2 separate regions of the Homo sapiens genome follow, and region 2 is linked to region 1. A link is an interaction called in ENCODE POLR2A ChIA-PET data of the cell type or tissue named here. Cell type or tissue: B cell. All regions are shown on one strand.

Region 1 (4,000 bases):
GCTTAAAAAATGGCAATTATTAAATTCAGGGAAAAGAAACAAGAATAAACACTTTCATAGCACACTGCAATGCTTGCTGTGATTAATATTTGCATGGGAATATAATGCAAATACTGAATAGTTAATCAAAAAATATAATGTATTATAAAGTCATAAAGAGAAAGTACAGTCCTAGGAGAGCTAGACCATCATTTACCCATTGTAGGAAGTCAATAATGAATCAAAAAACAGCAGAATTCTGTTTAGAGCTGTGTTATCCAATATGATTGTCACTAGCTTCAATAGCCATATGTGACTACTGAGCACTAGAAATGTGGCTGGTCCAAATTGAGATATGTTGTTCGTGTGTACTACTCACTGAATTTTGAAGATTTAGTAAAGAAGAAAAAAAAAGAACATAAAATATCTCATTAAGAATTTTTACCTGGGCACAGTGGCTCATGCCTGTAATCCCAGCACTTTGGCAGGCTGAGGCAGAAGGATTGCTTAAGCCCAAGATTTCGAGACCATCCTGGGCAACAAAGTGAGATCCTGTACCTACAAAAAATAAAAAAAAAATAGCAGGACCTGGTGGCATGTGCCTATAGTCTCAGCTGCATGGGAGGCTGAGGCTGGAGGATTGCTTGAGCCCAGGATTGCAGTGAGACATGTTCATGCCACTGCACTCCAGCCTGGGCAGCAAAATGAAACCTTGTCTCAAAAAAAAAAAAAAAAAAAAAAAAGAATATTTATATTGATTACATGTTGCAATGATATATTTTGAATGTATTAGATTGAATAAAAGATTTTATTAAAGTTCATTTTACCTATTTCTTTTTTCTTTTTTTTTTTTCAGACAGAGACTCACTCTGTCACCCAGGCTGGAGTACAGTGCCACAATCTTGGCTCACTGTAATCTCTGCCTCCTGGGTTCAAACTATTCTTGTGCCTCAGCCACCTGAGTAGCTGGGATTATAGGCGTGCACCACCACGCTTGGCTAATTTTTGTATTTTCTGTAGAGATGGGGTTTCGCCATGATGGCCAGGCTGGTCTCAAATTCCTGGCCTCGACTGATCTGCTAGGCTCTGCCTCCCAAAGTTCTGGGATTACAGACGTGAGCCACCATTCCTGGACCTATTTCTTTTAATTATTTTAAATGTGGCTACCAGAAAATTTAAAATTACATATGTGGCTTGTATTATACTTCTATATTTTGTATTTGCCAAAAAATTCATTTAAATAAATAAAATCACATGTGTCCCAGAAACAACAGTACTGGTTTAGAAATAAGGTGATGAGTAAATGCCAGAAGATATCACAGCTAAGATAGTGAGACAAGAGTGTTTCTGGGGAAGGAACCAGGGAACTGGGGAGGAGAACAGGGAATTATGATATTTCATTTTAAGAATCTTAATGTCATTTGACTTTTAAAATAAGTTCCCGTATATGACTATGAAATACAATGTAATTAAAATATATTTATGACTGGTTTCCTGATCTTTTTAAGGAACTACATAATACTTTACGATGTGAAGTTACCATGATTGCTATAATCAGTCTCTCTTTTTGATGGATACTTAAATTGTTTCCAGATTTTTTTGCTATTTCAAATATTGCTTTAATGAATATCTCTGAATATGGATCTATGCCATATTAAATCTGCAAGATAAATATCCAGAAGTGAGATTTCTGGGACAAAGGGTATGTGCATTTACAGTTTTGATAGGTCTATCAAATTTCTCTTATGAGAAATTGCACTGGTTTATACTCCCACAAACAATAGATGCTTCTCCACGCTTTGATCAACATTGAATATTATTCATTTTTTAGTCCTCACTCTTTTACTGTTATTCGTGGATATTGAGCATCACGTGTATAGTGTCCCCTTTATGTTGATGTCCTTTGTTTTTCTTTGGCCTGCTGTCTTTCTAAATGATTTGTAAGAGTGGATAGATAATTTCTTAGTGAATCCTGAGGGCTGTTGTAAATGTCAAAAAATGTTTGTTCTCCTAAAGAAAGACAAATCCAGGAGCGTCTGTTGAGGACATAGGTGAGAATGCTAATGTTGGCCACATTTCACATTTGGCAAAAAAAAAAAAGTCATTTAAATACATAGGACTACATGTGTCCCAGAAATAAAAACAACCAACCAATCCTGCTAAAACCCCAGCAAATTATTAGGGTGATAAAAATTGTTTTGAGGGAGAAAGTAATTTTGTGGCAAGAAGCAAATTGATTTTTAGTTTTTTAGATCTGTTACCTCTTTCCTGACCCACTGTTTAATTTCATTCTTAGTTTCCATAATTTGTCTTCAACCCCAACCTTATAAAAGTGCTGTCTCTTCCAGTTTGAATATTTACACACATGCATCCTCATTTTTATAAAAACTAAGAAATGGTTTTCCCACTCCATGTTATTCTTTCCCTTTACTCCCTAGCAGTCTTCAGGAGCAGCAGCTGCTTCCAAGACAGGGTTTGGGCAGTTGAAGATATTCCTGGTCGGCTGAGGATGCATGCAGGTGTTAGCAGTCCTTAGCATTCTGTCAAGGGAAAGAGTGGTTTCTGATATAGCAGTAGCTAGGGATAACTTACTTAGATAACTTCTCTTTCCCGTACATTAGTAGTAAGATAACTTCGTAAAAGTAAAGAAGAGAAATGTGCCATAGGGTGGAGAGATATGTGATGGATGTTTGTAACTTACACCTATCAACACAGATAGGTAATAACTAAGAATCCAAAAATAAACCTCTCTCCATTGTTTGTAGAAACACAGGACCAGAAAGCCGCATATAATGTCACAGAGTACATATCTTTGTCACTAGGGAGGTTTCCCCTCCACACTACCCCAGACAGTGGGTTGGGCATCCTCCTGCTCTTAAATGTCTCTAGGGGAGGAAGAGCTCCATCACCATTTTCAGAAAACCACTTGGGTGCCAAACTCTCCTGCAAGTCAGAAGGTTCTTGTTTCATTTAGTTGAGATTATTTGCTCTTGTATCCTATTGTGAACATGGAAAGAGACCTGACCGCTATTCATAACCTAATAGTCTTCCACTGGCTTCTTTTATCACTTCTATGCTGTTTCTTCAAACTAAAATAATCCTCTTCAGTGACGCATTTTTTCCCCTCTACATTCGTGAATGATGTCAAAGCGCTGTTCTGACTTATCTCTCCATATGACACCCAAATTATCCTCCTTTGGTGTTGAAATTAGCAATGGAACATTAATTATTTTAACATAATTGGTGGTAGAAATGGACGGTGATGATGTTGTTCTGTCATAACTACAAAACTTTATTTTTTGTCTCTCCTGCTTCCAACCTCCAATCTTCAGCTCCAGCCATTAGGACAAAAGTACCACCTGTTTAAAGGCCTTACAATATAAATTCAACAGAATTTATGAGTGGAGGTCAGGTGTGGTATCTCACACTTGTAATCCCAGCACTTTGGGAAGCCAAGGCGGGCAGATCACTTGAGGTCAGGAGTTCAAGACCAGCCTGGCCAACATGGTGAAACCCTGTCTCTACTGAAAATACAAAAATTAGCCTGGTGTGGTGGCGGGTGCCTGTAATCCCAGCTACTCGGGAGGCTGAGACAGGAGAATTGCTTGAACCTGGAAAGCAGAGGTTGTGGTGAGCTGGAATCGCACCATTGCACTCCAGCCTTGGTGACACAGTGAGACTCCATCTCAAAAACAAACAAACAAAACACAAAATTTATGAGTGAGTGCTGGCATTGTGCCAGAATCTTTTTTCTTATAGAACCCTCAGAGATAGAAAATTCCATTTTTTTTTTTTTTGAGGCAGAGTCTTGCTCTGTCCCCCAGGCTGGAGTGCAGTGGCTCAATCTCGGCTCACTGCAAGCTCTGCCGCCTGGGTTCACGTCATTCTCCTGCCTCAGCCTCCCGAGCAGCTGAGACTACAGGCGCCTGCCACCACGCCCAGCTAATTTTTCATATTTTTAGTAGAGATGGGGTTTCACCGTGTTAGCCAGGATGGTCTTGATCTCTTGACCTCGTGATCC
Region 2 (4,000 bases), 190 kb before region 1:
GGTTTCACTGTGCTGGCCAGGCTGGCCTCAAATTCCTGACCTCAAGGGATCTACCCGCCTGGGCCTTCCAAAGTAAATCAGCTTTATGCATTTAAATTTAATCAACGATTAACTTTAAATTGCGCCTGGCTGGATTTGTTAGTCTTAACGCCAAAGCTTTATTCCAATCTTCCCAGGGGCACTATGGGCCCAGAGCCAGCATGGTCTGGAAAATGAAACTTTGTAGCCACAGGCGGAGAGAGTGGAGAATGTTTCTTTTTTATTAAAAGGAGAAGGCCAGTAGTGGTGGCTCACCTCTGTAATCCCAGCACTTTGAGAGGCCGAGGTGGGTGGATCACTTGAGGTCAGGAGTTTGAGACTAGCCTGGCCAACATGGTGAAACCCTGTCTCTACTAAAAATACAAAATTAGCTGGGCATGGTGGCGGGCACCTGTAATGCCAGCTACTCGGGAGGCTGAGGCAGGAAAATCGCTTGAACTTGCGAGGTGGAAGTTGCAGTAAGCCAAGATCGTGCTATTGTACTCCAGCTTGGGTGTCACAGTGAGACTCCGTCTCAAAAAATAAATAAATATAAATAAATTAAGTCTGGGCGCGGTGGCTCATGCCTGTAATTCCAGCACTTTGGGAGGCCGAGGCAGGTGGATCACAACATCAAGAGATTGAGACCATCCTGGCCAATATAGTGAAACCCCATCTTTACTAAAAAAACAAAAATTAGCTGGGCGTGGTGGCAGGTACCTGTAGTTCCAGCTACTTGGGAGGCTGAGGCAGGGGAATCGCTTGAACCCGGGGGGCGGAGGTTGCAGTGAACCAAGATCACACCACTGCACTCCAGCCTGGTGACAGAACGAGACTCCATCTCAAAAAATAAAAAAAAAATAATAATTAATTAAATTTTTTTTAAAAAGGGAAAAGAAAAGGGAAAACAAAATCCCAAGTCCCGTTTGTATGAACATTTATATGAAAATTTTATCCAACTACAAAAACACATTTTTGTGTTAAATGTGTTTTGTGATAAAGGAAACCGAATATGGACTAGTGTTCAGATGATATCACAGAATCATTAATATTTTTAGGAGGGATAATAGCCTTGTGGTTATGAAGGAAAATGTTCTTCTTTTTAGGAGATACTTGCTGAAGGGCTAAGCGTTATGTCTACAATTTATCTTCCACATATATTGAAAACTTAGAGAAAAAAGCAAATGTGGTAAATATTAGAAGTAGTTAAATTTAGATACTGGGTGTATGGGTAGTCATTGAACTAGTAATTAAAGGTCTGTGAATCAGTTGGAATTGCTTCTGGCTGCAAATAAAACTCAACTGACAAGAGTTTCAATTTTAAGAACCTTCAACCTTGGCTAAACAAGAATTGCAGCTGTTGTCCATTTAGTGTTGGTGCAGCCACTCAGTGATGCCATTGAGACCCCATGTTGATCTATCCATCTGCCTTGTCATTTTCAGCAGATTGGCTTCTGACACTGTCAATTCATGATTGCAAGACAGCTGCTGCAGCTGTAGGCACTGTCACACTCCCAGACAGGATGTGGGTGGGGAAGAGCAAAAGCAAACTCTCCTCTTGCACTTGCATCATTTATCAGAAAGCAGATTCTTTCCCTGAAGCCCCCAGGAGACTTCTACTTATACCTCACTGGCCAGAATGGTCCTATGCCAATCCTAGCTACAGGGTAGTCTAGGGAAGGAAATCACCACGTGGAATTTATATCTACTGTGATTCATCCCCTTGGGCTACAGGTGTACTGTCACCCTGAACAAAAGTGGTGTTAACAAAAAAAAAAAAAAAAAAAAGAAAGTTAAAAAAAAGGAGAAAATGGAAGCTGTTTGTCATTGGCTAAATAGATACCCTTTTTCTCTGGAAGGGAAATTGTTCTGTTCCACAAGATATCAGAAATGATTTTTAAATGAAACTAAAACTCTTGCCACATGACATCAGATTGATGTTTAACAGAAAGATAAATGGTGCCTGAAAGGAGTTTTAGTTTCTTGTTCTTCTTTAGCTCAGGAAAAACAGAAAGTTTTTAGCTATCTATGGAAACTATTTTTGCTTAACTTTCGATTTTGGTAATACATTTCAATATACAGTTTACTTCCCACAATTGTTTTCATTGTGATAGACATTGTGAGGCAGAACAGAATATTTATTTCTACTCATCATATTATTAGCCACCGTTTGTTGAGTGTCCCTTATATGCAAGGCATTATAATAGGTGGTTACATCTTCTCTCATTTATGTAAGAGGATGTGCCTGGCTGTTACAAAAAGCCCTAGATCAAGTCTGAGTCATCAGACTTAATAAAGAAGAAGAAAACGGAAAGTTTTCAACAACCATTCTAATTTCTACTTCATTCCCAGCCTGTGTGAGGCCACTATAATAAGATACTCTTGACATCTGGGCTCTTAAAATGGAAATCCATTTATTGGTTAAAACAAAGAACAGCCATAACTAGAATTCCCTTCTGTTCCCTTCCCTATCCCTTGGCCCAAGGGTAGGGTTTCTTTTAGAAAGGAAGCAAGACACTCATTGTAGAGTCTTAGCTCAGTAATAGCCACCTAACCATCACTGGGGGCCACAGTCATGTGTCCTGGAAAGGCATAGAAGGCGTGACCTATGCCCAGAAGGTTTCTGTGTGTGAAGTCCTTCATCATGAGGCCATTTGGTGATGATTTAGCATGTGGTGTGGATGACTGAGGTCCAGCTTCTAACTCTGGTTGACTGCCGAGAGATGCCGTGAAGTGCTGTGTTGTTTTCTGGAGTCTTAGCAAAGAAGAGAAGCATAGGCTGACAGCACTCTTGGCCTACCCCATGGCTCTTGGCCATTTGTTGTCTCAGGTAAGCCTAGTTAAAGAGAAGCCCAACAGAGCCAAGGCTGGCAGAGAGGACCAAGAGGCTATAGACTGGTGGGTTGAAGTGAAGGTAGTGGGTACACCACTGGGAAACTAGACACTGGTTTCTGAAGGAAGAAACCATTCAGAAGGAGAAGGGCCAGAGGAACCTATGAACATCCAGGTCAGGAGATGAAAGTTAGATCAACGTCTGGCAAATTAGCAGAGAGTAGACATGGACAGAGAGCAGAGCAATGCCTGGGTGGAGCTTGTAGAGTCTCCTACTGCGTGTTCCTTCATTTAACAAAGATTTTGTTAGTATATACTATGTGCCAGAAACTGTTCTAGGTACCAGAAATATAGTAGTGAACAAAACAGACAAAGATTCCTGCCCCTCATTCTCCGTGTAGTCATAATTTGTTTTTTCCACTTACATTCTAGTGAGGAAAACAAATTATAAACAAGATGTATGAATAAATTATAAGTAAATTATGTAGTATGTTAGTGGCAAATAGTAAGCAAAAAAATAATGCAGCAAAAAGAGATAAAGGAGTGTAAAGATGCTGTGCTTACAACATAGTGGCCACTAGCCTTGTGTGGCTGATGATATTTAAATTAGTTAAAGTTAAAAATTCCATTTCCATGTCATACAAGCCACATTTCCAGTGCTCAAAAGCCTCATAGTGGCCATCCTATTGGACAGTGAAGATAAAGTTTCATCAAGCACAAAGTTCTGTTGGTCAGTGCTTTTATAAAGGGTGCAATATTTAGGTGGGGTGGGTAGGGAAGGTCCTACTGCAAAGATAACTTTTAAATAAAGACCCAATGGAGTTGATGGGGTTGATGGGCTGATGGCCTGACTCCTGAGCCTGCCTAGAGGAAGAGTATTCCAGACAGAGGGAATGGCAAGTGCAAAGGTTCGGGAGATGGGAGTGAAGTCCATGTGGCTGGAGCATAGTCGATGGGGTAGGGTAGTAGAGGAGGTCAGAGAAGTGAATGGAGGGAACAGATCCTGAGGCCCTTGTGGACCTTTGTAAGGACTTTGTATTTTACCCTACGTGAGATGAGAACCATTAGAGGTTTTGAGCAGAGGAGTTTCATGATCTGACTTAGATTTTTAATAGAACCCCTCTCGCTGCTATGATGAGGATAGATTGAA

The links. ChIA-PET counts read pairs that join two places held together with the same protein. Peaks named below come from ENCODE experiments on the same cell type or tissue, not always from the same donor. Only the 100,000 strongest peaks of a DNase experiment are listed, where the experiment ranks them.
Region 2: POLR2A ChIA-PET joins it to region 1 with 11 read pairs; 2 of 35 experiments call an interaction of 5 or more read pairs at or near these places.

What each region holds. Positions count from the first base shown.
Region 1 is chr7:22,688,848-22,692,847 of GRCh38, reverse strand. No RefSeq gene overlaps it. Among named protein-coding and RNA genes, the nearest start is that of IL6, 36 kb to the left of the region's middle. In B cell, no CTCF peak of the experiment used is centred here; no DNase peak of the experiment used is centred here.
Region 2 is chr7:22,883,655-22,887,654 of GRCh38, reverse strand. The region is part of intron 3 of LOC107986776 (a long non-coding RNA gene); the gene reads left to right. Among named protein-coding and RNA genes, the nearest start is that of SNORD93, 29 kb to the right of the region's middle. In B cell, no CTCF peak of the experiment used is centred here; a DNase peak (open chromatin) is centred at 1,544; H3K27ac peaks cover 511 bases.